Linked DNA regions of Mus musculus: all the other regions are linked to region 4. Evidence: chromatin loops called from intact Hi-C (ENCODE). Cell type or tissue: heart. All regions are shown on one strand.

Region 1 (5,000 bases), 340 kb after region 4:
TATGTTGCTCCCTGACTTACTCTTCAACCATCCACCCTGCTGTGAGTACCCTGTGGGTTCTCCTCTAGAGGCAGGACTGAGCAAGAGGTATGACCTTGGACAGCCAATCTCTATAATTGTGGGTTCAATTTCATTTGAGAAAGGCGCCCCATTTAGGTATTTTGTTATAGCAACCGAACATTGACTAACATGGTGGAGATCCATGAGGTGATAAAGGTTATCAAATAAATAAACCTGAAAAAAAAACATTACCTTCCGCAAAGTAAGGCCATACCTTTTGCTATTACTGAAGTCAGCTTTCTTGTCTCCAGGCTAGTAAACACACACCTTTCATGCCTCTCTTGCCTTTGACATGCATGGGAGTCCAGAGAGCTGGTCTTATATAGACCTGCCCCCTGCGAGTTTGTGTACAGCTGGTTTATGCTGTGGGGTGATGGCAAGATACTTCTGAGAGTTGCCTGCAGGTATAGCATAACTTCCACTCTCCACTTCTTAAAAAAAAAAAAAACCACCCATTTTAGATCATTTTGTGATAAGCACGGGTTAACCAGCTTCCCAATTTCCTTCCATTTAGGACTGCAAAACCCAGTCACTTACTGGTCATTTAAATAACATTCCTTTGATTACCTGACTCCATTTCCAGGTGACCGCTCAGCTTTGTGACTTTGAGCCTTAAACCCGAGGTTTTCTTGGGGGAAGCCCGGGGGTTGGGGGTGTGCGTGTGGTCTGATAGGAATCTTAAACCTATTTCTCTGGGGAAATGAAGAATGCACCCCTGGAGCACACTAGGCTGGATGCTTGTGGTTTTAAAAGTCAATCTTTAGTGAAAGTGAAACTAACAGGAACCAAGTTGCCCTCCCTTGAAAACCCTGAATCGCTGAGCTCTCCCGGAACCAGTCCACATTAACGCAACACACAGGTCCATCAGATCCATGCCAAAAACTCACTCAGGAAGTTTTCCGATAAATTTAAGGATGCCGTGGGGGGGGGGGGGGATCATTTTGGTTTTTAAAGTTGTATTCATGTGCTCTGCCCTCACTGTCTCCCCAATTTTGTCTACCTTTCATTGGCTCCCTAAGCCCTTCTACTGTGGCTAGCATGGTTTTTTAGGGACAGTAATTTATTTCTTTTAATCCGTACACAACGGCCAAATGGATCACTTGGCTCAGTCAAATCCCATCGTTTAAGCCTTTAAACAAGAATGGATTTGTAATCGAAAAGCCCACCAGCTTCAAGCTCTCTCCCTCATTTTCACATGGCCTTGTTCAGCTTGTGCCTTCCGAGAATGCTAGCTCAGTCTACTGGAGCCCTGGTGGCTGTAGGGCCTCTAGGGGACAAGTCCTTCTGCGTAGCCACCCCTACCGAATTAATCCTAGTCCTGAAGCCGCCAGCGCGACTCTGGATTTTTTTTGTTTTTGTTTTTTTTGTTTATTTTTTTTAAAGGCTAATGCCCTTATCTGTGCATTCCAACCGGAAGCCTTCTTTCCTGCCCCTTTGCTTCTAGAGCTGGGCCCGGTGCCTCGGGCCGCCGTCTCCGAGTTAGGAAAAGGGCTCGAACTTTCCCAGGGAACCGGGGGGCGTCCCCGCGGCGCCTCCGCACCCCCTCCCCCCGCAAAGCCCCGGTGGTGCCCGAGGGAACGCGCCGCGGCCCTCGCTCCTGTCCTCCTCCTCCTCCTCCAAACCCGGGCGGGGACCCCAGCAAGCACCCGGTGCACAGCGCCCGCCAGGCCCCTCGCCCCAGCCCCTAAAGCCAGGCTCCGAGATCGGGGTGGGGTGCCACCTGCGGGCCACCGCCCGCGGGCTCCGGCGCGCGGCACCCCGGCACCCTGGGCGGCTCCCTACCGGGCTGGGCGGCTCCCCCGCGGGCGCGGGGCGAGGGGCGCGGGGCCTGGGGGTGCAGAGTCGCAGGCCTCGCTGCGGTCCCACCCGGCCGAGAGGCGGCGCGGAGCCCGCACGGGGCCGCCTCTGCGATTGGCTGCGCCCCCCCTCCCCTGCTCCGCCCGCCGCGGCGCCCGAGGAGCGAGGACGCGGGGACCCGCCTCCCGCCCGCTCCCGACCCCGGGCGCACGGGATAAAAGGCGGGCGGCGGGCGCGGGAGCCCGGGCCCTGCAGCCTGCGAGCGCCACCGGCGGGCCGGCTTCCCCCGCCGCCCACCCCGCTCCCGGCGCGGCCGAGCTCCGGCGGTACCTGCAGCCGAGCGAGAGAGCCGGGGAGCCCGCGCCGCTGCCTCGAAACTCGCCAAAGTTGAGAGGCTGCCGCCCACCGGGAGCTGGAGGGAAGGTGCGAGCGCGCGGGGCGCAAACCGGCAGGCGGACGCGCGGACCTTCCGAGCGCACCGCCGTCGGCGGCCTCTCCGAGCCGCTGCGGCTTCCCAGCGCTGTGAGTGGTCGGCTAGACCGACGGCTGGCTAAGTATTTCCGTTCAATTGTTTATGGGATGCGATTGTGTGTTTTTGTGTGTGTCGGTGGAGGGAGTTAAGGCAGAATGCATCCTTTAGAAACAAAAACACACAAAAAAGCCTGAGTTTCTCATGCTGAGACTGTCGCATTGAGAGAAGGTACCTGGAAATCTCACTGAGTTGGAGTAATCTAGGAAAAATGCATATAACAGGTTCTTTATTAAAAAGCCACCCCTGTTGGAGATGGAACCCATTTCAAAAGTTAATTGGAATGAAAGCAATTACGGAATAACTCTAACGGGTTAACTAGTGGCAGTTAACTTGTACTTTTCTCCCGTTTTAAATGTTGTTACCAGATTGGTGGGAGACTGAGCTGATGAGAAGCGACTGGCAAGAGACTCAGAGGCGACCATAATGTCGTTAAGGTTCCACACACTGCCCACCCTGCCTAGAGCTGTCAAACCGGGTTGCAGAGAGCTGCTGTGTCTGTTGGTGATCGCAGTGATGGTGAGCCCCAGCGCCTCAGGAATGTGCCCCACTGCTTGCATCTGTGCCACCGACATTGTCAGCTGCACCAACAAAAACCTATCTAAGGTGCCCGGGAACCTTTTCAGACTGATTAAAAGACTGGATCTGAGCTATAACAGAATCGGACTGTTGGATGCCGACTGGATCCCGGTGTCGTTTGTCAAGCTGAGCACCTTAATTCTTCGCCACAACAACATCACCAGCATCTCCACGGGCAGTTTCTCCACAACCCCAAATTTAAAGTGTCTGGACTTATCATCCAATAGGCTGAAGTCGGTAAAGAGTGCCACATTCCAAGAGCTGAAGGCTCTGGAAGTACTGCTGCTGTACAACAACCACATTTCCTATCTGGACCCCGCAGCGTTCGGGGGGCTTTCCCACTTGCAGAAACTCTATCTGAGTGGGAACTTTCTCACACAGTTCCCTATGGATTTGTATACTGGGAGGTTCAAGCTGGCTGATCTGACATTTTTAGATGTTTCCTATAATCGAATCCCTTCCATACCGATGCACCATATAAACTTAGTGCCGGGGAGACAGCTGAGAGGCATCTACCTTCACGGGAACCCATTTGTATGTGACTGTTCTCTGTACTCGTTGCTGATCTTTTGGTACCGTAGGCACTTTAGCTCCGTGATGGATTTTAAGAATGACTATACCTGTCGCCTGTGGTCTGACTCCAGGCACTCCCACCAGCTGCAGCTGCTCCAGGAGAGCTTTCTGAACTGTTCTTACAGCGTTATCAACGGCTCCTTCCACGCACTTGGCTTTATCCACGAGGCTCAGGTTGGGGAGAGGGCGATCGTCCACTGTGACAGCAAGACTGGCAATGGAAATACTGATTTCATCTGGGTCGGTCCCGATAACAGGCTGCTGGAGCCAGATAAAGACATGGGGAACTTTCGTGTGTTTTACAACGGAAGTCTGGTCATAGAGAACCCTGGCTTTGAGGACGCCGGGGTATATTCTTGTATCGCAATGAACAGGCAGCGGCTGTTAAACGAGACGGTGGATATCATGATCAACGTGAGCAATTTCACCATAAACAGATCCCACGCCCACGAGGCGTTTAACACGGCCTTTACCACCCTGGCTGCCTGCGTGGCCAGTATAGTTCTAGTGCTACTGTATCTGTACCTGACGCCGTGCCCATGCAAATGCAAAGCCAAGAGACAGAAAAACACGCTGAGCCAAAGCAGTGCCCACTCGTCCATTCTCAGTCCTGGCCCCACTGGCGATGCCTCTGCTGACGATCGGAAGGCAGGTAAAAGAGTCGTGTTTCTGGAGCCCCTGAAGGACACGGCGGCCGGACAGAATGGCAAAGTCAAGCTTTTCCCCAGTGAGACCGTTATAGCCGAGGGCATCTTAAAGTCCACCAGGGCAAAGTCTGACTCAGACTCAGTCAATTCCGTGTTCTCAGACACACCCTTTGTGGCATCCACTTAGCTGGGTGCCTGTGTTCGTCTGGTGTCGTGATTTAAAGTCTCCCTGCTTTAACTTTGGTCCGAAGAATTAATAGCAGGACGGGGTGAAAACCCTATTTTGTCTTTTGAGATGAAACCAAATGGTGTCTTTTTAAGATGGTTGCTAGGAAGTGAGGCAGAGCACACTGGTTGCTTCTTGGACTGGGTCAGGAGACGGTTGAGTTTGAGAGTTTTGAGTAACAGCATCTTAGCCTTCAGCATCGCCGAGGATTTCAAAGCTGCCTTGAAGGCAGTAGGACCAGCCATTATCTCTTTATTTGGTTATCTTGAAGGAAAAATGGAGCTATGTGTTAGCATTCTTTAAAAATAGACTCTTTTTGACTTACTAGAACCAAAGTTGAGCTGAGCTTTTTTTTTTCTTTTAAAGAAAAACATTAGTGGCTTCTTTCCCTTTTAAAAGATATAGAAGGAAGAATTGGCTATTTATAAAGCATAAAGTTAGCATAGAGGTTTTTCAGCCAAAATCATCATTTCAGACCAGAATGACAAACTTATAACATCCACAGGGTTCTGCCACATCCCATGTAGTGCAAAGGGACATTTAGCTGTTTAGCTGTCTTCTCCGTCCTCGCTGTCCTGAATACCCTGGT
Region 2 (5,000 bases), 380 kb after region 4:
CCAGATCCCAACTCCAAGTGCTGGAGTTAAAGGCAAGCACCACCACCCCCAGGTCAGTACCAGCTGTCCATCTATCTAGCTAACTATCTTTTCTGTTTGTTTGTTTTTTCAGACAGGATTTTTCTGTGTAACAGCCCTGGCTGTTTGGAACTCAGTTTGTAGACTGGCCTCAAACTCAGGGAGATCCTCCTGCCTTTGTTTTCTGAGGGCCAGAACTATGCTCAGCACTAAATATCTATGTGTTTATCTATGTATCTATACATGTATCTATGTATCTATCTATGTATATATGCATGTATGTATTATGTACCTATTTATCTATATCTATCTGTGTGCAACCCCCACTGTGTGTGTAATACAAGAAAATGTTTGTCTTGTAATCTCAAAAAAGAAACCTGGCATTTTATCATTAAGTATAGTGTTAACCAAAGACTGTTTTGTTTTATAAATATTGCTTATTATGCTAAGAAAGTTCTTTGTGAAATTTTGTGGTTTTTTTTTTCGAAAACTTATGACTCACACTGAATTTTATCAAAACTTTCTCCCAAATGGTGAGACATGTGTTTTTGCCTTTTTTTTTTCTGTTAATTTGATAAGTTTATTCACATAAAATCAAATTCAAATCTGCATTCCTCAGACTGAATTCAGTGTGGCATAAAATATTCTTGTTTTCTTTAATGCCTATAGTAATAATATAGTTATATATTATATAGTTATATATTATATAGTTATATAGTAGCAGAACCAAAGTTTAAGAAGGTGAGTTTATGTTGCCACTGCATCTCATGGCAATTGTTGAGTGAACGGTTAATCTCTCAGGATCATGTCACCTCCATCTTTGATCTGCCTAGCTGCTTGGATTGAAGCAGGTTTCCTGTCTGGGCAGGGCTTCCCAAATTTCAGCCACTTCTCAGAGCGCATGCTCAGAACCTCTGGCATCACCTATGTATCCTGTCTGACTCCTCCCTCACCAAGGGGGCTCTGCACCCTTACCTATCCCCCTGTACCAAGGCAACAAGAAATCTTGTTTTCTACACCCAGGATTTTGCAGTGATCGCTTGACCCCATGAAATGGGCACACACATCCAGGGCCCGGAGACAAGGCTGAGAGACCAAGCAGCAGTCTTTCCTTGGCCCAGAAGCCAACGTCTAAAATCTCATATCCTGGCAAGAATTCTAATCTCTTCCCTGAAGGTGGTCTGTGAACAGGCTAAGAGTTGAAATCTGTGCCTTTTGTCTGTGTTCTTGAAATAAGGATGTAGGCCAACGAGTATTTGTTAGATAACAGGTATTTATCTTGTTCCCTCCGTTCAGAGCATGAGCAATGCCTTTGCGCATTAAGGAATTTATTGCCAAACATTTTGAAGTTAATGAGAAAAAAAAATCCTCCTCGTTTTTAAATGCTCAGCCTACCGTGGAGTTAACAAGCTGCCAAGGAACAAAATGGCAGGAACTCTTGGCATGGTCTCATTAGTGATTCTGTGATTCTGCTTGCAAAAAATCAAATTCGTAAACAAAGCACTCAGCCTTAGTTGTCTTAGAAGGTCGAAGCTCTTCATGACTCTCCTGACCACATCTTTCAGCTCCTACAGCTTCTGCCCTGAGAGTTTCATCTTTCATTCCAGTCCTGCACTAAGCCGGGACAGCTCTCTATCAGCTTGTTTTAGCCAGTGCTAACCCCGCAGAGTGTTTCAATACTACTTTTCCTAGAAGCCTTTTTCTGACCTGCTCTGCCACTTAACCTCCTCCAGTAGGATTCTCCTCTCTGTGACTCCGTGATGTACTTACTGGTTTTTGTTGTTTTGCTTTAATTTTGTTTTTTTTTGTTTTGTTTTGCTTGTTTTAGATATACTTGGTGTTGTACGGGTGATTTGCCTGCATTGATGTCTGTGTATCATGTGCAAGCCTGGTGCCTATGGATGTCAGAAGAGATCAGATCTCCCAGAACTGGAGTTATGGATGATGGTGAGCTTCTGGGTGGGTCCTGGGAATCGAACCCTGGGCCTCTCCAAGTGCAGTAAATTCTCTAACCCCTGAGCTATCACCCCAGTCCCTCCACGATGTACTTTTACAGCACCTTGAGTGTTTCCAGTGGCATCATTCCATTGATGTTATGTGATTGCCTTCCCTGGAGACTAAGCACTCAGGGAGGGGCCAGGTTCTCTTGCTTGGTGTGGAATCGCAAGGCTCTGAAGCACCTAGACACAGCACCTAGACACAGCACCTAGACACAGCACCTAGACACAGCACCTAGACACAGCACCTAGACACAGCACCTAGAAACAGCAGAGGCTCAACAGATGCTGAGTGAAGGAGCAAACAGTTACAACCTTAAATTCTTTATATTCTTGCATCACTAGCTCCAACCTAAGCAGACCTGCAGTGGCCACAAGGTTCCCACTGTCCGTATTCCCAAGAGATGCAGGGAAATGTTATCTTCCCTACCATTAGGAGGGATGATTTAGGGCTAAGAGCCTCTGCTCAGTTCCCAACACAAAGCAGAAAGTCTGGGCTTAAATCCAGCTCTGATGCTAATATGTGGGCTGGGACAGGTGACAGTTTTTGTGTACCTTGGCTACTTTGTAGATGAACTGTCGTATGGCCACTACTACATGTCATATGGTCACTGTTGAAGGATCTGAGGAGTTTAGTTCAGTGCCTGGCAAGCAATGAATGGCTAAAGGACATTCTCTACGCATGGAATCGTAAGTTAGTCAATACTTCTCACTGAGGTGAATGGCTTTGGCGAGGGGCTACTCAGTCTTATAATCTGGTCGTGGGAGTGCCAAAGGGGGTGTGTGAGGTGCCAGTCACTGCTTTCAAATCAAGTTGGGTTACTGGGTCCTCAACAGCCTAAAAGAGACTCCAAATCCTGGACAGTGGAAAAGCAGATGTACTTAAGGAGGCAAGTGAGTCCTCTTCTTTGAATTTCTGGTCCTACACAAACACACAGAGTGAACAGGATTGTCTTTTGAAAGATGAGCTCCCTCTCGCTCTTCGTCTTGTTCCAGACAACTACACTGGAAGACCAGTAGTCACAGACTTACCAGGAGCCCTGCCCAAGCCTTCCCTGCCAAGGCTCTCAAGACCTAGGCTTGGAAGGGTTTCACCAGTGGATAGAAGAAAGCCTTGGAGATGTATTAGCATGCCCCACACTGTGGAGTGGCTAGCATGATTCTGACCCCACGATCCCTCCTTACTTTATGCATATGAATGTGCATATCTGCATGTACACCTGCATGCCAGAAGAGGGCATCAGATCCCATTATGGATGTTTGTGAGCCACCATGTGGTTGCCGGGAATTGAACTCAGGATCTCTGGTAGAGCAACCACCTCTCCAGCCCCCAAGATCCCTCTTACTAGCAGTGCACCAGTCAAGGTGGACCCATAACAGAACTGTGACAGATTAGATGTAAGATAGCAACCTTGTCCTGTGTTCTCTGGGATTGATTTTGAAAAAAAGGACAAAGTGAGATATGAAGGGAGGGAGAAGGAGGGAGGGCATGGCTAGCATCCCTCCCTCTTCATCCTCCTTTATCCTCCTTCCCGCCACCTTGCATGACTGCCGTCTAACAATCACCAGGAAACAGGTATGATCACAAATCCTTCCAAGCCGGGAAGACCAGTGGGAAGAGAACAAAGCCCAGGTTGGATGTCATCACAGAGCAGATGCACCTGGCTTGGGCTGCCTACCTGCCCTTTGTGTTGGGGGACACACAGACGGTTGCGGTCCCTGTTGTTTGGGTTTCCCAGGCCTTTGCGTGGACTCCTCACTAAGGAACTTGCACGTAGCCCAAAGCTTTACACCGCTGTGTCCATGAACACGGGTCCCCACTCTGCTCTGCTGGGTCTCTGCTCCTTGCAGATGGGGCTCTAGGCTTGCTCATTTCTATAGCACTGGCATACAGTGGGTCTCCCACAGATGTTTGACGAGTGAGTATCGGTGTCATCTGAGATACGCTATGACCGGTGAGACTGTCACCGCTGCTGTTGAACATCTCCAGGTGCCGGTGTGACCGTCTTGCCAGGAATGAAGAAATCCAGGAGACATCATGACCCCCCCCCCTTTGGCTACCTGGCAGCTTTAGAATTCTCACAATTAGACGTTCCTCGGGGACTCATGCTGACTGGACTCATGGTGCCAGCCAGAGGGAGAGTTTGTCTCCCAGGAAGAGATCTCAGAATTCTGACAACTTGTCTGACTAGACTCTCCCCTGAGAGACTGGAGCTAAGGCAGTGATGGGCAGGACCAGGCCGTGGCCAGAACTGCTTAATTATGGATGCATCCTTGGCGAGGAGTATTATCTGTGCACGTCCCTTTCTGCACTTCACTATTATGGCCGGTCCCAGTGTGTTCACACTGCCAGGGTCCAGGATGTGGCCCTAACAGTCTGGTGATGTTGGGTTTCATCAGAGAATGGTGTGATATGCTTCAAACTGGGTGCTTGTGTAGAGGTAAAGTCATGATCTACGAGCAGACTGTAGGTCCTTCATTTCTGCATGCATCATAATGACAAGCAAAGCCTTTAAATAGACAGACAAACTAGAGCTTTTCTGTCAATAACAATGTAGCTTTACTGAAATAGAATTAGCCTCAATGAGAGAGGAGTGGGGTGGTAGAAAGGACCCAGCAAAGGGTGATGGGATGGATGGTTTTTCTCCCTGACTCCTCGGGACTGTCTTTCCTCATCTGCCTCCTCCGTTGCCCGTGGCAGTTTCCATTTCCTTCAGCCTGGCTGGCTACTGAGCCAATTACCCAAAGCCTTTCTGTCGTCTGCGTCAGCTCTCCTCGTTCCTTCACAGTTTCTGCGTTGCATAAGCATTTTAATGCTTACACAACAACCTTAGGTCTGTTGGGGGTCTTTGAACCTCAGAAGATTGTAATATATTGGCTTCAATACTCACCTGTGGAAAGCCTGATACCTTCTTTTGAGATTTCTTCTGATTCCCAGCAGACTTTCCTCTGGCTGGGGAAAGCGATGGAGGTGGGGAGGATACA
Region 3 (5,000 bases), 350 kb after region 4:
ACATACCTCTTCCTAGAAGACTACACTGTCTAATCCTTCCAAAACACTTCAACCTACTGGGGAACCAAACGTTCAAATACAGGAGCCTGTAGGGACCATTCTCATTTAAACCATCACGGAAGCCCAGGCTTCCCCACTTTACTGACTCATTAATCTGATTCTCCTTCTCCATGCAATCACTGAAGATGCAAAATATATTTCTGCCTTGACACTATTAGCTGTATAACTCGTTTAAATGAACAAGATGAACAAGGGATTAACTTCCGTATTCTGAGAATTTTAAATTATTTGTGATTTCTAAAGTGTAAGTTTTATTTGAGGGAGAGCAGAAAATTTCAATTTCCAGGAAAATAATGTGGGCAATTCAAACCTTTTTAGGGATTTTCCAAACTAATTTTAAAACTGGGTTTTAAAACCGAGATAATTTAAAAATTATTTTTAAAGTACCCCTGCTAGCGTACTTCATGAAAAACTTCTACTAGGTAATATTCTGGCTGAGCACTAAAAATATTTTCAGAAAAATTTGTAGCGTCCATAGCATCTTTGTATCATAGGGTGACAGGACAAAGGGCCTCCACATTGTGAATGACAATGTTCCTAAGCGTCGCCAGTGCATGGGCCATAAGTATGGATAGTAGCTATAGTGTCCTCAATTGTGGTAGAGAGAGCGACTTAGCTTGGTTTCTGTTGCTGTGATAAAAACAAAACAATGTCACTAAAACCAACTTGGGGAGGAAAGGGTGTATTTGGCTCACATATGTCAGGTCGCAGTCCATCAAGTGACGCCAAGGCTGGAACTGAAGCAGGGACTATGTCTCCTTATGAATTGGCCCCTCATAGCTGACCTAGTGCACTGTCCTACACCACCCAGGGCCCCCTGCCCAGGGGTGGGGCGCCACCTACAGGCGGTCCCATGTAAATGCTCTCAATTGAATTTCCCTCTTCTTCACCTAAGTCAAGTTGGCAAAACCAAAGCGGCCCAGAGGATAATCAAATAACCCTAAAGCGATTCAAGAGTGATCCAGAGGTGCCTGCTAGTGACTTTAACAGCCGACGGGAGGCAAAACGGGAATGTGATTGGCAGATACCTTGCTTTTGCAACCTGGGATAATGTGGGTGAGACTTAGATCGGTGGCTCTCACCTTGTGGGTCGCAACCCCATTTGGGGGGGGGGGATTGAAGATCAGATATTTACATTATGATTCACAACAGTCGTAAAATTACAGTTATAAAGTAGCTACGAAACAATGTTATGGTTGCCCCGGTCACCACAACATGAGGAACTGTATCGAAGGGTCTCACTCAGCATCAGGAAGGCTGAGAAGTGTTGCTCTGGATGTTGTGGGTACCACCTACGGTGGGTCCTCACCTGCTGATGCCTTACAGAGGTAGGGCAGGGTAGTTAATAGTGACCCCAAATGAGTGTCAGATGGCTCATTTCAAGTTGTACTACCTGTGGCTTATTCAAGACCCACAGGGAAGCCATGCTAGCCCATTGTCTACGCTCACAGCCCCAAGTCTCACCACCACCCACAGCAGAATAAAGCTTTCTAAATGTGTGCTGGCCCTGCCGTGAGAAAGAGAACAGTATAATTATTTCCTGCGTGTAAGGCTCCATGCTAACACCCACATTCTGTCTCATGCCTTATTTTGCACAAACCTTCTTTTAGAGGGCAATCTTGGAAGTGTATGGGGAACCTCGTGGTCTGGGCCCAGAACAACCATCAGCTGTAGATATTGTACAGTGCTTTGCAACCTTTCTAATGGGCCCTTTAATACAGTTCCTCTGTGCTGTGGTGACACCTGTAGCTTTGTTTTCAAATCCCGTTTTTAATGATGGTTCTTAAAACGCTTTAACCTCCCTTTAGCCCACCACTCACCAGAGGAAGTGGACTTGTTTAGAAAGCTTTCTTGGGAGCAACTCCCATCTGTGTTGTCTGGAAATGGGCAGTTCAGTTCACAGGTCAGTAGGCGGCGGCAGCTCGATCCACTCGCAAACACTTCACAGGCACACCAGCATTTCCAGTTCGGTAGAGTCAGGTTAGCAACAGCGGTGACACGAGCTAGCAGAGACAGCCAGGCCTCAGCCTCAGCTTGAGCCAGCAGGAGGGACCCAGAGGGACACCAGGAGATGTTGTTGGCTGTGCCTCTCTCAGGAAAGCGAAAATCAGTGAAGATGCGAGACCCACAAGCATCGCACAGGTAGCTGTAGCAGCAAGCCAAGCTCTGTCTCTGTCACTCCATGGAGTCCTATTAATACTCTCCTCAGTGTGGCACGGGCAGCCAGTCATCCTCTGAGTCTGGACAAACGCAGCTCAACTACGCAGTGGAAGGCGGACCAATACAATCGTGTTGTTAGCAAAGAATCCTTCGTCACGTGTCCTTTCACGTGACACTCCTTCACGTGCTTGCCCCAGCAAAACGCCATCCAATACAACTGGCTCTCCAAAGAACCCTCAAGATACCACTTCAGATCCCCCAACGATAAAATTGTTTTCATCACTACTTTATAACTGTACTTTTGCTACTATTATGAACTGTAAGTATCTGATGTGCAGGATATGGACCCAGAGGTTGAGAACCATGACCTTAGTCCATTAGTCTGCAGTACCGTTCCTCTCCACAAGAGGGCTTTGCTCTTGCTGCATTTCTGTACGGAGGCTGCTTTCCCTTCTGTGGTCCGACTATATTTTCCAGCCTTGCAGAGACTGCCCTTTCCCACACACCCATCTGAGTCTGCCTTCCATCACTACGGCCTTTCTTCTTCTTTTTATGTCCTCATCTTCCTGACTCGGTCCTCGTCCTGTCATCTGTCTCTTAAGCCAAAGACTTAGCACATAACAGGCATTTCTATTTCAATTTCATTCACCCACCCATCCAAGAAACATTATTGAAAACCTAGTTATGGGGGCTGGAGAGATGGCTCAGTGGATAAGAGCACTGACTGTTCTTCCAGAGTTCCTGAGTTCAATTCCCAGCAACCACATGGTAGCTCACAACCATCTGTAATGGGATCTGATGCCCACTTCTGGTGTGCGTCTGAAGACAGCTACAGTGTATTCATAGAAATAATAAATAAATTATATATATAAAGCCCAGTATGTAACTTTCTTCATCCTCAAACAGAGTATAACAACAGTCAAACCACTCCCAGGCTTTGAAGCCATGCAGAGCTTTACTGTGGAGTAGATGTCTCGTCGCTGAAATGCTCTGATGAGGTCAAAGAATTCCTGGAAGAAATAATGCCTGGGCGGCTTCCATGGGTGCCCAGCCCAATACAAAGGCTGGAAGTGTGGCTCAGACTTATAATGAGCCCTGTCAGGAGTGTGTGTGGGGTCACTAGTCCCTTTGGAAGGGGTGCAGTGTAAAGATCCTCCTCACTTCACAGTCCTCCGTCTGTCCTTCTGGTCTGGAGATGCAGCCACACGGACTGCCTCATAGCTCTTCAAGGAAAGTCTGCTAAAGTGCCTCACACAGAGCCGTATGTTTTGCTAGGCTAAAAAGAGCTAGGAACATTAGTTTCTCATTCGAAGCTGGATTGTGATAAGTTATCCTACTTAACTCAGTGGTCACTCTGCAGACCAAGAAATGTCTCAGAGACCAAGGAGTGTTACCCAAGCCTCATTGTAATTAGGTCTACATTGTGAGCCCATGTATTGACTGGACTAAACCAGTTTTGTAAGAGTGGCTGCCTTGGGTGGAAAGGGACAGAAAAGTCTGGCTTTGAAGGGTAGGTTATCAGACTGACCTTCGTGATGATTGCGTGTGTGTGTGTGTGTGTGTGTGTGTGTGCATGCGCACATGTGTGTGCACTTTGCCCCAACTCTGCCTGCTTAAAAACTTCTCCAAAGCATTTGTGCTTGAGCTGCACTCCCTCAAAGTCTTGTTTTACAGAACTCATTCGCATGTAAGAGTATCCATTTTTCATCGTGTTTCTTTTTCCAAAGAACTCAGCTCGCCTGGGGAAAAGAATATAGTGAAATATCCGTGAGTTTAAAAGAAGTCGATTGTTTTGTTTTTTTAATTTGCTCTCAGATTTTTAATATTCATAGTTAATTACAACCTTAGGGATGTCTTCAGCTTTCAATCTGACCTACTTCAAATCAGTGGAGAAAATAGCAAACATTCCCCCTTAGCAACCATTTATAATAACTTTGACTTTTTCCCCAAACCCAGAGGAAACACTGCTTGATCCTGGGCCAAGTTTGTCAGGAGCTATTTGGGTTGTAAACCTCAGTCATTCTAGGATCCAATTGGAAACACACAACATTTATTGTTATATATATATAATTTGCAATAAGGATCATGATCTCCTATGATATATAGTGATCAGAAGGACAAGACGTTGCTGGCAGGGATAAGACCTGGCAGGGATTTTGAAGATAAAACCATACATTGCCCCATGCAGGGTCTTGGATTTTCGTAAAGAATCAAGTCCGTCATTACTTTACAGGGATTTTGCAACCAATAATCTGGCTGCCTGACTCCCTGCTCTTTGTCTCTTGGCCTGTTGGGCTTTAAGCACCACGCATTGGGGAGGTAGGAGTGTCACTTACAGGATGAGGCACCCTGCACTTCTCTTGAGTGTGGAGATAACGGGAGGATCCCTGGGAGGACGTGGGGTCTCTTCCCACAGGGTGTAAGGATTCAGAGCTGTGGGCAGAGGCTGACACCTTCATCTCTTCTCATTCTAGAAACTACTTAGAACATAAGAACTAAGTACTTAGCTGCTATCAAACCACCCTAGAGATACTTAGCTACACTTGCCCCCGGCTCCTCCCTACCTCAGAGGTATTTAGAAGACACTCCCAGTCCAGGGGCATTCCCCTGCAAGGGTTTATACTGATGGCTTCTCGGTTCTACCCTTGTCCTTTCTTGTAGAGGAATTTTTTTTTTCCGAGACAGGGTTTCTCTGTGTAGCCCTGGCTGTCTTGGAACTCACTCTGTAGACCAGGCTGGCCTTGAACTCAGAAATCCACCTGCCTCTGCCTTCCAAGTGC
Region 4 (5,000 bases):
CTGTTCTCAGCAAAACATCCTCTCTGAAGTTACCAGGTCTTGGCTGCAACAGCTACTGGTCCCACCCCACCCCTCCTTGACTCTTGAACCTGTAACGCCCATTGTGAGACTATGGGACTACCCATGTCTGGTGATATAAGCCAAAGGAGTCTACATTATTGATTCTACTCCTCTGAAGAATTCTGGCTAATATGAGCCCCAAATGAGAGATGAGAAAATAGAGACAGCCGGGCGTGGTGGCCCACACCTTTAATCCCAGCACTCGGGAGGCAGAGGCAGGCAGATTTCTGTTTTCGAGGCCAGCCTGGTCTTCAAAGTGAGTTCCAGGACAGCCAGGGCTATACAGAGAAACCATGTCTCGAAAAACCAAAAAGAGAGAGAGAGAGAGAGAGAGAGAGAGAGAGAGAGAGAGAGAGAGAGAGAGAGAGAGAGAGAGAGAGAGAGAGAGAAGGGTTTTTGGGGCTGGCGAGATGGCTCAGTGGTTAAGAGCGCCGACTGCTCTTCTGAAGGTCCCAAGTTCAAATCCCAGCAACCACATGGTGGCTCACAACCATCTATAATGAGATCTGATGCCCTCTTCTGGAGTATCTGAGGACAGCTACAGTGTACTTACATATACTAAATGAATAAATCTTTAAAAAAAAAAGAGAGAAAATAAAGACAAAAGAGGTTAATTAATGTGTGTAGACCTCATGAGGCCGGAGCAGAAAGACACGCATATGCACATACGCATGCGCATGCGCAAGTGCTTCTCCCATGTTGCTAAGTGAGCTTCAGGTAATTATCACGGCAGATCTAGCTCCTCATTTCCCCACATTTCTAAAAACGTCTGAAGTGTGGCATGGGCAGAGAACACCAAAGTCAACTGCTGTTAACTCTTACTCTAAGATGACTGGAAATCCAAAGCGGTGGAGACATTTCCAGCCCTTCGGAGATGGCCCGTGGTTCTCTGTGGTGCACGTACTGCTGAGAAGATGTTGCAGTAGACAGGCTATGGTTAGAACTCAGGACTTCTGAGCTCAGCAGGATGGGCTGGCTTGTAAGGGTTCAGAGAAGCAGTGAATGCATTCTGGGTGGGGCAGGAGGCTGGGGACAGGTCAGGGGAGAGCTTTAGAGTGGGGTCACATGTGCTAAATGATATGCAGCCCCCTGTACCTTGTCTTTAGTCAATACCAACAGAATATAAAAATGCCAAAATACACTGGATATTTAATGTGAAAATGGGTAAAGAAGGTTAGTCATTAATACAGGTAAAATCAGAAAGTATGCCAGGCAGTGGTGGTGCATGCCTTTACTCCCAGCACTTGGGAGGCAGAGGCAGGTGGATATCTGAGTTCGAGGCTAGCCTGGTCTACAGAGTGAGTTCCAGGACAGCCAGGGCTATACAGAAAAACCCTGTCTTGGAAAACAAAACAAACAAACAAACAAACAAACAAACAAATCAGAAAGTATGGGCACAGAGGGCAGACAGCTAGGGCCCAGCAGGGTATGAGAAAAAGACAGACAGGCAGATGCCAAATTTCCAATTTTTCCATGATAAAATAATGTATCACTTACAAAGAAAAAGGCGCACCTAAGCCTTAAGTAAGGAGATGGACCGTCTCTCCCAGCTCTGCCTCATTATGCTCGTGGTACGCGGGTGTGGGCCCTCTCAGACCTCTATCTAGGCAGTTTCCTACTGCAGAAGCTAACTCGGGCAGGCGTCAAATCAGAAGCCAGATCATGTTTCTGACCCGGCTGGGTCCTCTGCATTCACCTCTGCCTAAATGGCCTTTACAGCATGCTCCGTTCCCCAGAGCTGAGTCTGATGGAGGGGCAGGTCTTGGCGTGGACCCAGGGGCCTCTCTGGGGAGCTCTGCACCCCTGTTATTCTGTTGCTACCCTGAGATCTATCAGGACAAGGACATTGCTAGATGGACAGGTAGGACATGATTGTCCTTGCATGGAAAGGGAGAAACAGAATTTGTAATAACCCAACCCTTTCAACACCAGCAGGGCTGACCTCTGACCTCTGAGAACCATGACCTGCCAAAGTCAAATGTTCCACCCATGAGTCCACGGCTCTTGGGCCAGGTGGCTGTCACTGAGGGTTTTGTCTTCTGTCCTGCTCTTCTCTGTCGCCACCATCTGTTCTTTCCCTGTCTTTGATCTCATCACCTCCTCTTCATCCTCATCCTTCGTCTGTAGGTGGTGCTCCCCAGTGCTCATCCCGTGAGTACTGCTGGCACATACAGTGGAGTCACCCACTGCTGGACAGGTGAGCACAGCCTTGAGACAGAGAGCAGATGGTGGCATGAGATCCGGTCATCTGTGTTAAAGTAAGGCAAGAAAAACAATTTTCTTCAGGTGTCTTAAACAGGGGGAAAAAAAGTGTGTGTGTGTGTGTGTGTGTGTGTGTGTGTGTGTGTGTGTGTTGAAATCCTTTAAAAACTAAGAGTCAGCAGGTCAAATACATAGCTGAACTTGCAGGGGACCAAGGCATGGTTGTTAGGATTTTGATCAATACAATGTTCATATCAACTGGAGCTCCTGCTAGAGAAATAAGGTGAACGATGCGGTAAAGCCAGTGGCTGGAATGCTCTTCTGGCCATAGTAGCTGACTGCAGGCTCTTTGCCCTTCCTTGTCATGGGTAAATCTCTCCCTGCCCTGACGTAGATTAGATGTTGCCGGCCACAAAGCAACACAGGTGCTTCTCGCGTGGATTTTCTGTGGTCAGGGCTGAGAGATTCTAAGTATGTAGCCGCAGGTGCTGGCCAGGCTGGCTGCAAGGAGCTGAGAGTCAAGTCAGAGGATTTTACACACAGGAATCTAGCGAGAACCAGAGACTTAGTCACATGCCTGAGGCTCATGGCCCCAGCCACAGGATCAAACCACCAGGGTCCAGCGGTCCACGAGGCCACATTCTCTTTCCTTAGCAACTAATGGATTCTCTCCTCAGTATGGCAACGGATTTCCTCAGAGCCAGGGAGATTTCCTCCCAAGCTGGGAGAGCACTCCCAAGAGGGAACACAGTCATTCAGAACTTGCTGGCCGCGGTGACTCAGCATCACAGGGACCCGGCTTGGTAGGATAAGGACCTGGCCTGCACCAGCACGTGTCTACCAGCAGGTGGAGACTGTTAGCGCGGACCCGGAGGTCAGCAGCCACACCTTCTCTGGAAGCACACCCGATTGGGCCGCTGTTCCTACCTTTTAATGCTTGCTCCTGTACCACGGGGGCTGCAAGCCTGGGACTTACATTTCCCAGACTCTGTTGCTCTTCTTTGGGTTTTGTTTGTTAGTTTGTTTTGTTTGTTTGTTTGTTTTTCTGTTGCCGTGATTAGAGCACTGACCAAAAGTAACTTGGGGGAAGAAAGGATTGATCACGTCTTACAGGTTAGAGTACAGAGTTCAAGGAAGCCGGAGCAGGAGCTCAAACAGAAACCTGGAGGCAGGAACTGAATCAGAGACTGGGGGAACGCTGCTTACTGGCTGGCTCCCATGGCTTGCTCAACTAACTTTCTCCTCCTCCTCCTCCTCCCCCTCCTCCTCCTTCGATTTTTGAGATAGGGTTTCTCTGAGTAGCCCTGGCTATCCTGGAATTCACTCTGTAGACCAGGCTGACTTTGAACTCAGAAATCCACCTGCCTCTGCCTCCCAAGTGCTGGAATTAAAGGCATGCGCCACCATTGCCCAGCCTCAGCTAACCTTCTTATACAGCCCAGATCACCTGTCCAGGGATGACCCTGTCCACAGTGGACATTAAGTAACAATTAAGAAAATGTCTCACAGACATGACCACTGGCCAATCTGGTGGAGGCAATTCCTCAGCAGAGAGAGGTTCCCTCCTTCCAACTGAGCCATGTTGACAACCGAAGCTGACTATAACAGCGTGGTTTAGATTTGGTTGAGATGTTTGGGAGACAGAGAGAGTGGAGCTGTCCACCCTGGCATCAGGGGTGGGTGACAGTCACACTTGGCTTCAGAGGATGTGAACTTTCCAGTGTCTCCTAGACTTTGTGTCTGCTGTAGTCTCTGAGTTGGGGCTGGAGCAGCCCTGACGTCAACGATGACTTCCAGGGTTCTGTGACCTCTGCTCAGCTGCTTCCTGAGCTCGGCACTTAGCACTGGGACAGGAGACTCAAATAATGGACTTACTTTTTAGTTCTCCTAGAAGTCTTGCACGTAGATCCCTATAGTAAGTTTCTTTGTTTCTTTTTAAAACATCCCACACACCCCCTCCCGGAAAGAGGTTTATTCTTCTGGTATGGGAGAAACAGCAGTTTAGTGTGCCCTTCCCCCAGCCCTGAGCAGGCTAATCAGATCTTAATGGTTTGCCACAGTTGGTCTTTCTGCTCACCCAGCTAGGGTGGAGTCTTTCCAACCTAGGATGAGGTCTTCCACCTCGCCTCCCTCCTTTTCAGGTGTACCCAGTTCTCTGTGGCTGCTGGACAGCTACAGTTTAGCAGTTAATTTTAGTGTTGTGCCTCTTTAAATTATGTCTCGACGACTTCTTTATGTGACACTGAATCAGTGACCTAACCCTTTTAGCAAGAGTTTCCTCACGTATAAAGTTGGGGTATCATTATCACCATCACCATCACGCCACTACCACCACCACCACCACCACCACCACCACCACCACCACCACTCTCATCACCATCACCATCACCACCACCACCATCACCATCACCATTACCACTGTTGTCACCCTTGCAATTGCTGCTGACACAGTAGACCACAGTGACACCATGAGAGCGCTTACAAAGAACATAAGAGACAAGCTCTAACTTTCTGCCCAGATAATGTGAAAGAAGTCACTTGAATCGGCAAGGAATAAATGTATCACTGGGGATGTAAAGGAAGCTAGTTGCGGAGTGCTGCTGCAGAGACGAACGGAGGGGCTGATGGCAGGGCCGATGGGGGCTGGGCCAGGTTGATGCAGAACAGCTCCCTACTACAGTCACAGCTGACCCTCTAAGCAGAGGCAGCGTCCTCTCCCACAAGCTCAGACCATTTAA
Region 5 (5,000 bases), 83 kb before region 4:
CAACCGTGTGTTAGTCACTGGACCCGGAGCTTTGCATATAATGTTTAAACTCAGAAAATAAGAGGAGAACAGGTTGTCCTGGGGGTCATGCAGAGGCTACCACGATTTAGACGTCTATGTTCTTTCTTCTGTTTCACTCGGTGACAAAAGCTGACCTTGAGAACACAAAGACACAACAGCTAGAGTTTCCCAGGCTGGCTGTTGGCGTTCTGTTGGCATTACTGCCACCTGCTGGCCATTCAGAAAATAGCAGCACATTTTGTCCACATTTGTTAGCAACCATGAAAGTGAATTTAATTTCTTAGTAAGATGGACTGCTGAATTTGTAAGTCTTTAGTGTGTTGCATTAGTCAGAATGAATACACACACACACACACATGTGCGCGTGTGTGCGTGTGCATGTGCACGCACATGCATGTATATACATATATGTATATTGGAGTCCTGGAGGATCTGAAGAGCTGCTGGCTTTCAGTCTGTGTTGAGAACCTAAAGAAGTTGGATTGAATGCCAGCAGCAACAAGATAGATGAGCTTGCCCAGGAGAGCAAAGTTTCCTTCTTCTGTGTCCTTTATGCAGGCTGCCACCAGAATTGTAGCTCAGATTCAGGGTGGGCCTTTCTGCTTCAAATAATCTGATTAAGAAAATTCCTCATGGGCTGGAGAGATGGCTCAGCAGTTAAGAGCGCTGACTGCTCTTCCTAAGATCCTGAGTTCAAGTCCCAGCAACCACATGGTGGCTCACAACCATCTGTAATGAGATCTGACTCCCTCTTCTGGAGTGTCTGAAGGCAGCTACAGTGTACTTACATATAAATAAATAAATAAATAAATAAATAAATAAATAAATAAATATTAAAAAAAAAAAAAGAAGAAAATTCCTCACAAGAATGCCGGTAGCCTGGGTTTTGGCTGATTCTAGGTACAGTCAAGTTGACAAACAAGATTAGTATCAGATATAAATAGTAAAAATTAGGATATGACTTTTGAATGTGTTATTCAGAAAAAGGACAAAGTGAGTCCCGGGTAGGGTGGGGTGGGGGTGGACATTGGGGGCTGTGACAGAAACAGCTCGTTCTCTCATTTACACAAGAGGCATCTCACAGAGGCTGCATCCGTGTACATCCATCACGATGGTGGTACAGCTAACATCCGTGCCAGCCATGATGGCGGTACAGCTAAAAAGCCAGCACACAGAGAGGGCTGTGGGACTCACCCTGCCCTTGGGCCATAGGCAGGTCAGACAGAGAAGCTGAGTTCCTGGTGCCTTGCCCAGACAGGCGCACAGCTCGAGGCTCACGACCAGTGTCCAGTCGTGGCTAGGCTGGCACGCTGTCTGCCCACCCCAAAGTAGATGTGTATCAGGTCTTTCCAGAGACTTGGAGGGTGTTTTGAAGAAGCAAACCCCCAATATATTTCAGTACATACCTCCACCCCAACCCCCGGTTTAAAATAAACATCATAGTGGACTTTGAAAAGGAAGAAATATCCTGAAAATACAGGTGGGAAGGAGCCGGTGAAAAGGCTCCTTTTTAACGGCGCTGAAGGTGGTGCGGTTGGACAGTGGCTAAATGTCTCTGGTGACTGTCGGGCTGTTAATATGCTGGAGGGCAGTGATGGCACAAGCCTTTAATCCCAGCACTTGGGAGGCTGAGGCCGAGGAAATTCCACGTCCTTAACAATGGGAGAATCTTGAAAAGACAAAGCCCTGAAAGAGAAAGAAGGCAGGAAGTGGGTCTGACGTGCGCCAACCGAGTTTCGGGTTTTGTTTTGTTTCTTTTTTCTTTTTCGAGGCAGTGCGTACGGGAAATTTTATTTTGCCCTTACGTACACACTCTATCACGTTTCAACCTCAAAACCCCGGATAATAACCCTAACACCTCAGTCCCAAGGCTCAAAGCGGACATGGCCAAGTCAGCTCCACCTGTACAATACATGCGTGGAACCCATGTATTCCACATCGTCTCTCAGAGCGTGATTTGTCACTGCACGTCGAGGCACCAGGAGAAAGCTATCACGAATTAACTTTTCAGCACACTAACTGTTAATCAGAGAATTTGTTACAGGTCAATGAAACTAATTGACAACGACCCAAACTCAGGACTAAGGTTTTCATACTATAGTGATAGACACTGGGATTTAATTACACTCTCCTTTACATGTGCTATTATGAAACCAAAGAGTCTTAATTTCGTTAATTAAATTACACTTCATAGATCTGGTGATGATTTGAGTAAATCCAGAACTGCGCCCTTTAAACAGCTGCACTGTTAGCTTCTGGCCAGGAGGTGGCGCTGTGCTTTTCATTTAAGCCCATCGTGACGTTTCAAGCTGGTTGGTTTACCCCATAAACTCTTAAGTACATAGGTGGTACATTGTGAACTTCATCACACGACTGTCCATTGACATTACCCTACATTAAAACGTTAGAAAAAGTGAGTTATAGTAATGGGGTCATATACATTCATAAAAGGGATCTAATGAACACAACATGGTACTCGATGGTTGGGCACCAAAATAGAAACTTAAAAAGACACCACTGCTTAAAACCACAACGCTCACAAAACCAAAACTGCGTCGAAAGAATTATGTTTTGACTGGATCCAGAGTTCTTGACTGACAGCCTTCCTTTTCAATGCTGGGGGGAAAAATGTCAGCGCCACCCTTTGCACCGCGGTGGCTAATGAGAAAAAGCTCTTGCTGGTCCCCTATGGGTGATCCTAGGAGCTTTCTTGCAATGCACACAATTGGTGTTTCTAGTTTGCTGGCGGCCTTTGTAGCTGTTTGGTATGTGAGAAAAACACTAAGCTCGGGGAATTCACACTGTATTCCTCATATCCCAAGGTCCCCGGACAGTCTGTCTGCTTTTGTTTGTTTGGTTTGTTTTTTTGGTTTTTTGTTGTTGTTGTTGTTTGTTTTGTTTTTTTGAGACAGGGTTTCTCTGAATAGGCCTGGCTGTGTAGACCAGGCTGGCCTTGAACTCAGAAATCTGCCTGCCTCTGCCTCCCAAGTGCTGGGATTAAAGGCGTGTGCCACCACTGCCCAGCTACAGTCTTTCTTCTTTTCTCTACTTTACTAGCAGCTTTTTTCCTCCCACTCATCCTTGTCCCCCTCTTCTTCCTCTTCTTCCTCCTGCTCCTCCTCCTTCTTTTGAGACAGGGTCTCATTATGTAGCCGAGGCTATTCTGGAACTCCTTCTGTAGACCAGGTTGGCCTCCAACTAAGTGATCTGCCTGCCTCTGCCTCCCGAGTACTGGAACTAAAGGTGTAAGCCATTGCACCAGGCGTTTAGAATTGTCTTTTAGAATGATCTGTACACGACGTCCTTTCAGTTGTAATTAGCAGTGGAAATATGCAAAACTGCACTGGCTTTTAATCATTTTAAAAATATCTTCTGTACTTAATTCTTAATCTCACCCGGAAATTTCTGGTGTGAGATTAAGACCTCCTTGCCCAACATCCCTGTGCCCACAAGGGGGCAGCAAGGGGCAGAAGCTTCTGGGTGAGATTTAGTGCATGGTAATCTATCTTTAACAGATTATTGTTTGGGTCCCTTCTACACGATTCTGTGGAGTCTCGAAGGCTGGCTCTGGGAAATGTTACAGTTTGAATGTGAAACATCTCCTGCAAGCTCGTGTTTCGGGACATTTGGTCTCCATCTGGTGGCGCTGTTTCGGGAGGCTGTGTAATCTGGACGCTGCACCTAGCTGACAGGCGAAAGGTCTTGAGGGTTATCAGCCAGCTGTTCCTGGCTGACGCCATGGAGCACGCATCTGCCCGAGGCTCCCGCTGCCAGGCTGTGAACGCTGCCACAGTGGGCAGTGTCCTCGCGAGAGAAATCCTTCCTTCTCTAAATTGCTTCTGCCGGGTAGCATCACAGCAACTAGGAAGGCGAAAATACAGAAAGACGGAGCCCTTGAGAGCTGCCTTGCTCCTTCTGTACCACAAGGGGGCAGTAAGAAGGCACCATGTGAGGAAACAGGCTCTCACCAGACACTGAATCTTCCAGGACTTCCCCACCTGTGGTTTTCAGCCTGAATGGGTAGAGATCTAGAGATAGTCATCCCCGTCCTTGGTGCAATAGCCCCCAGGCCACCCCTCTCCCAAGTCCTCATAGTTCCCTCTCTGAAGCTCACTTAGTTCCCAGCCCTTTGCTGTACCAACGAGGTAAAGTCTACAGTCAACATCTCCCTAGTCTGCTATTTGTTCTCTTTGCTTCTAGTCCCTATAAGCCGTTCTCTATCGCAAAGGTAAAAGTAAAAATGTTTATTATTAATGTATACGTGAGAGAGAGAGAGAGAGAGAGAGAGAGAGAGAGAGAGAGAGAGAGAGAATGACAGGTGTGGTTATAGGATAACTCCATGGAGTTGGTGCCCCACATCTAGGGACAGAAAGAACTCAGTTTATCTTCATGGCAAGCATCTTTTTACCCACGTCAGCCACCAAACTTCTAAAAGCACAAGTCAGTTCTTGCCACTGCTGGATTAAGAGTTGGAAAGTTAGGTGCGTGTGGTGGCACAGGGCCTTTTTAGTCCCAGCACTCAGGAGGCAGAGGCAGGCAGATCTCTGAGTGCGAGGCTAGCCTGGTCTAGAGGGAGTTCCAGAACAGCCAGGATTACACAGAGAAACCCTTTCAAAAAATACATAGCAAAAAAGAGAAAATAAAAGAATCTGTAAGTGGTATGTCATTGCACTTTTAATAAAATATAACATCTTTTTAAAAAATTTTAAATATTAATTAAAATTTTTGTATATGAGAGTTTTGCCTCTATGTATGTATGTATGTATGTGTATGTATATATGCATGTATGCATGTGTGTATGTGTGTATGTGTGTATGTATGTGTGTATGTATGTATGTGTGTATGCATGTATATATGTGTGTATGCATGCATGTATGTATGTGCGTATGCATGTATATGTATGTGTGTATGTGTGTATATGTATGTGTGTATGCATGCATGTGTGTGTATGTATGTGTGTATGCGTGTATATGTATGTG
Region 6 (5,000 bases), 130 kb after region 4:
TCTTATCCTCCCCTCCTCCTATCTCCTTTTTTGTTCTACTGTTTCAGCCGACCTACCTGCCAACCCTGATAGTCAACTTATTGTTTCAGTGACATATTTCCATTTTTTAAGCGTTCTCTTTTTGTTTTATTAATGATCTATTTTTCTTATAGCATCTGATTTTGGCTTTCCAGATCAGAGATCTTCTCTTACTAGCATCCCCTATACAATCTAAACCTCCAAAGCATTTTTAATAATTTTTATCTTGCCCTTTCATGTTAGACTCTTTCTTCAAATAGTCCTTGGCTAACCACGTATAGCCAAGAATGGGGAACTAAAAGGAGATGCCCAGAATCTTAGCATATGTTCAAGAATAGTGCTTGTAGACATGACATCATCATCAAGAAAATGTCAGAGACCTTTTCTCTTGGTCTAGTCATAGCTTCTGACATGCTATCCAATCTATAGTTCAGAAGCTGAGCTGGAGCAGGCCAGCGATAGAAGTGGGGTGATCCCACAAGTCACTGTTAGATTTTTATCCAATACCAGCTCCTCTTCTCTGTGTCTTGTTCTTAACCATCCCACGATGCCCTGGTTTATCCTGTTCTTATGCCTGGGTGGAAGGGCCAGGGTTCTTCTGAGAGAGATGGGAGGGGAAATGGCTAGTTATGTGCTTTGTAAGCCATTCTTAGGCCCACCTACCTCTTACTTCCAGCTGAATCCGGATTACACGTGTCTGACCCCTTGGGAACCTGTACTGGCAAAGTTGTTTCCAGGTCTCTGCCAAACAGGAAGCAGCTGTCACAGATCTCCACCAGTCGCACTGTTTAGTGGTTTTCCAGCTTCTTGATTGTGTGTGTTGGGGTTGGGCAAGTCATTAAAGAGTCTTTTAACTGTTATAGTATACAAGGTTGCAGAGAAAGCAGATCTAAAAGCATAGCGATCAGATAGCAAAACCCAGAAGTGCCCTCTCTCTCTGAGGGTAGATGAAAGCCTGGCTTAACCACAGTACAACACGACCCTCCCATTGGCCAATCTGTGGTTGTGTCTTGGTCCTGATTCCATCTGATCTTTTATTCATATTTCTCACTGCAGATGGCCTGAGTTCTGGGTCCCCACGGGGGGGCCTCATGTCTTCTTCATTTAAGGTTCTCTCTCTCTCACTCACTCATGTTTTTAGCATACAAAGTCACATCTCAGAGAATGGCATGAATGGGTCAGGGTGCACCTCAGGCAGTGCCCCACACCCTGGCAGGATACACAACATTCCATTCCTGTCCTTTTCCACTTTTTTCCATCCTCCTCTTTTTCCTGGTCACCAAGTGCTAGTGCTCCCATGGGCTCATCCTTGGGCTTCTCAGCTTTCTCTTTGATTCTGCGGCCACTGCTTCTCATTGCGTCTTTGGGCTGAATAGACCTATGCTGTCTAACACAATGATGCCAGCCACACACGCTGTTTCTCCTAAGTGCTGATGACAAGGCTCTAGCCTCAATCTTCAGTGTCACTTGTGCGTGAAATTGCAAAAGTCCTCCTTGGCACTTTTATGCTTTGACATGGTAAAATTGTGAGGTTATATATATATTTGGTTAAATAAAACACACTATCAAAATTAACTTTGCCTGCTCTCTCCCTTTTGAGGATAGGAGGGCTACAAGCATACCAGGTTGTATCATACACATACCAGACGGTGTTGGTCTAAGCACTGATGGCTTTCCCAAACTCTCTGAGCACAGACTTCTACAAATGCCTGCTTGACAGACTCACACTCGGATGTGTGATGAACTTCCCAAGCTTCACAGATCCCGCATGGAATCCCAGAACCTCCCCCAACCCAAATTCTTCCTCCATGTTTGCTCCTATCACAGTGGAGGTACCACAGCTTATAGCTGCTGGATGTTAGAATCTCTGTTGACTAGGCCTGGATCTCACTTTACACATCCAGTTACCTCCTGACATAGGTGGAGCTAGGCAGCCTCTCTCCTTAACCCCACCTTGCCAGGGCAGCAGCTACATTTGTCCCTATCTTAGTTAGGGGTTTACTGCTGTGAACAGACACCATGACCAAGGCAACTCTTATAAGGACAACATTTCATTGGGAGCTGGCTTACAGGTCCAGAGGTTCGGTCTGTTAACATCAAGGCAGGAACATGGCAGCATCCAGGCAGGCAGGCATGGTGCAGGAGTTTCTGAGAGTTCTACATCTTCATCTGAAGGCTGCTAGCAGAATAATGTCTTCCAGTCAGCTAGGATGAGGGTCTTAAAGACCATGCCTACCCACAGTGATACACCTACTCCAACAGGGCCACAACTCTTAATCCTGCTACTCCCTGGGCAGAGCATATACAAACCACCACAGACCCAATTCTTTCCCTTCACAGTAGCCAAATAAATTCTGTTATAAACTCTGAGCAACCAGATTGCTGTCCTTCTCTAACACTTGAACCACCATAAACTCCAGATCCCCACTGTGGTATAGCAGGCCCTACAGGATCAGAGCACTGGCCGATTCTCAGAATCCCTTTCATCCTTGGTCCCATGGTCAGTGCACATCATCCAGGCTGCTCCTCTGCAGCCTCTCCAGCAGATGTCTGTCTTGGAGACGTTGTTCTTTCCGTCCTCTCCGCCTAGGATGTTTAACCTACAGATTTCAAAAGCCTGCTCACTGACATGTCATGCTATGGAAGGGACCTCTGCCAGTCTCCAGACCTCGTCTGTACTCGTTACAAGTACACAGTGCTTAACACCTGGCTCACGTTGTTTATCTCTGTGTTTATTTTCTGTGTCCTCCACAAATATGAATGACTCATGCTTCCAGTTTTCCCAGCACAGCAACATTGGCCAAACACAAGCTGATGTTCCAAAGCTACAAAACAAACAAATAAATAAACAAGGAAGGAAGGAGGGGAAAGAAAAAGAGAGAGAAAAAGTCTTTTTTCCATATTATTTATTTATTTATTTTTCATATTTTAAAAAGATTTTATTTTGTGTATATGCACAAAAGTACAGTACCTGTGGAGTCCAGAAGAGGGCGTCAGAGTATCTGGAACTGCAGTTAACAGGTGGTTGGGGTCCTCTGGAAGAACAATGAGGACTCTTAATTGCTGAGCCATCTCTGTCCAGCTCCAACGTTACTTTTTTTTAAAGATTTATTTATTTATTTATTTTATGTATGTGAGTACAGTGTTGCTCTCTTTAGACACAGCAGAAGAGGGCACCAGATCCCATCAAAATGGCTGTGAGCAACCATGTGGTTGCTGGGAATTGAACCCAGGAACTCTAGAAGGGTAGCCGGTTGCTCTTAACCACTGAGCCATCTCTCTGGCTCCCCAAAGTTACTTTTTAAATGATAAAATAAGTATATGGAGGGACTGAAGGTGTTAGAGGGTTGGAAGCATGAACCAGTTTTTCTGTTAGTGGGACAGAGTTTTGAGGGCCCTGCCAGGGATATGGTCAAAGCCTGGTACAGATCCTGTGGTCCTGCCTGCTGTTCTGGGTAGATGGAGTCAAACCTCTGTTTATCATCAGCTGGGCTCCTTCCCATGAGCCCTTAGCACAAAGCAGCTTCTCCTTAATCCTTTAATCTTGTTCCTATTGTGATTACAGCAACATCACCATCCATCGCCATCGTCGCCGTCATCATTATCATTAGTCATGGATTATCGATTCTTGCCTAAGCTCACCTGCCCTGCCCCTGTGCTGGGTCTGTTCTGGGTGTGGCAGATAGTGGTCAACAGCCCTGCTCCTTGCTGGAAACAATGGATGTTAGACAACATTCTGTCTCTACCTCCTAATAGACCAGAGATGATGCTGAGCAACACTGGCTACTACAGCCGTCTTAACAGTTCATAAAGCCCCACCGGTCTTCTAGGTGGATTTAATTACCAAATTGTTCTAGTTAGAAACATGTGCTGACTATATAGTTCTACTCAGTGATCAATCTTTGTTTTGATACATTCTAGGGTCTGGGTCAAAATGCATTTCTATAGCAACCTCTAGCTCTTTCGAAAATAAACTTTTATTTTCATTCCATAAGCACTATGTTTTGATTTCAGAAACCTGAGAATATATAGTTAAGGAAAAAATGTAAAAGCCTATGATTTAGCTTCACCTCTCACATCGATGTGCACAGGCTCCAGGCTCACTTGGAAACACGTCTTTGATGCATGCACGCATCACAGTACTGATAGATAAGCGAGTGAAGACATAGGGGTTATGTGCAAGTTATGTGCCGACCGCACTCAGACCTTCATCTGGGCGTTCTAACCATCCAGAGCACACTCACTTCTCACAGAGCCCCTGCTGTGCCATATCCCTTTATTTGGACTGGATGAAAAATGTGTGCCACACTACCGAGAATCCGCCCCATTCTTCATAAAACACAGCACCAGCCAGTCCCTACAGCCACATGCGTGGCTCACTGAAATATTTACAATTAAAGATGTTCAACTGGAGAGATGGCTCAATGGTTAAGAGCACTGGCTGATCTTCTAGAGGTCCTGAGTTCAATTCCCAGCAACCACATGGTGGCTCAAAACCATCTGTAATGGGATCCGATTCCTTCTTCTGGCATGTCAGCTGCTTACATACATAAAATAAATAAATCTTTAAAAACAATAAAAGAATGTTCATATAATCCAAAAGGAACTAATGTCCTTTAAGACTAATGGTAGGAATATTCAAGATTAGAGAGAATTAAGCAAAAATCAAATTTCTCAGTTTTTGAAAAACAATTTCTTATTGCAAATATATTCTACAGTCCCTCTTCTCTCTAAAGTTCACTGTTAAACTCTCCTTAAAGTTAAGATATTTTAGGGAGCTGGGTGGTAGTGTAGCACACCTTTAATTCCAGCACTTGGAAGGCAGAGGCAGGCAGGTCTCTTGAGTTCAAGGTTAGCTTGGTCTACAGAGTGAGTTCCAGGCCAGCCAGAGCTATAACAGAAAAATCCTGTCTTGAAAAACTGGGGGGGGGGGGGATATTTTAGGGGCTGGCAAGATGGCTCAGCAGTTAGAGCACTTGCTG

The links. Hi-C counts contacts between places; a loop is a spot of excess contacts. Peaks named below come from ENCODE experiments on the same cell type or tissue, not always from the same donor. Only the 100,000 strongest peaks of a DNase experiment are listed, where the experiment ranks them.
Region 1: it touches region 4 in a loop (2.6-fold over the local background); 18 of 42 quality-filtered maps call a loop at or near these places.
Region 2: it touches region 4 in a loop (7-fold over the local background); 11 of 42 quality-filtered maps call a loop at or near these places.
Region 3: a loop joins it to region 4, with 2.4 times the contacts of the local background. A loop is called at or near these places in 18 of 42 quality-filtered maps.
Region 5: it touches region 4 in a loop (6-fold over the local background); 5 of 42 quality-filtered maps call a loop at or near these places.
Region 6: a loop joins it to region 4, with 1.9 times the contacts of the local background. A loop is called at or near these places in 4 of 42 quality-filtered maps.

Annotation. Positions count from the first base shown.
Region 1 is chr15:97,244,352-97,249,351 of GRCm38, reverse strand. It overlaps Amigo2 (adhesion molecule with Ig like domain 2), which reads left to right and starts at 2,065. Exons shown (of 2, transcript NM_001164602.1): 1 at 2,065-2,379; 2 at 2,755-5,000. The coding sequence starts at 2,813. The coding sequence ends at 4,372. It overlaps Pced1b (PC-esterase domain containing 1B), which reads right to left and starts at 2,245. Exons shown (of 6, transcript NM_172293.4): 1 at 2,188-2,245. In heart, CTCF peaks have their summits at 1,324 and 2,295; DNase peaks (open chromatin) are centred at 881, 1,931 and 2,931; H3K4me3 peaks cover 3,119 bases; H3K27ac peaks cover 2,065 bases; H3K27me3 peaks cover 1,866 bases.
Region 2 is chr15:97,196,579-97,201,578 of GRCm38, reverse strand. Gm33205 (a long non-coding RNA gene) reads left to right here. Exons shown (of 4, transcript XR_875636.1): 2 at 1-52; 3 at 1,847-1,965. Among named protein-coding and RNA genes, the nearest start is that of Gm33205, 4.7 kb to the left of the region's middle. In heart, no CTCF peak of the experiment used is centred here; no DNase peak of the experiment used is centred here.
Region 3 is chr15:97,233,035-97,238,034 of GRCm38, reverse strand. No RefSeq gene overlaps it. Among named protein-coding and RNA genes, the nearest start is that of Pced1b, 12 kb to the left of the region's middle. In heart, CTCF peaks have their summits at 894 (motif pointing left) and 2,617 (motif pointing right); no DNase peak of the experiment used is centred here.
Region 4 is chr15:97,579,925-97,584,924 of GRCm38, reverse strand. No RefSeq gene overlaps it. Among named protein-coding and RNA genes, the nearest start is that of Gm41394, 38 kb to the left of the region's middle. In heart, no CTCF peak of the experiment used is centred here; DNase peaks (open chromatin) are centred at 3,014 and 3,994; H3K4me3 peaks cover 433 bases; H3K27ac peaks cover 246 bases.
Region 5 is chr15:97,662,798-97,667,797 of GRCm38, reverse strand. No RefSeq gene overlaps it. Among named protein-coding and RNA genes, the nearest start is that of Rpap3, 41 kb to the left of the region's middle. In heart, CTCF peaks have their summits at 234 (motif pointing left), 2,281 (motif pointing right), 3,447 (motif pointing right) and 3,946 (motif pointing right); DNase peaks (open chromatin) are centred at 1,217 and 3,767; H3K4me3 peaks cover 647 bases; H3K27ac peaks cover 593 bases.
Region 6 is chr15:97,451,683-97,456,682 of GRCm38, reverse strand. No RefSeq gene overlaps it. Among named protein-coding and RNA genes, the nearest start is that of Gm41393, 47 kb to the right of the region's middle. In heart, a CTCF peak has its summit at 2,985 (motif pointing right); a DNase peak (open chromatin) is centred at 742.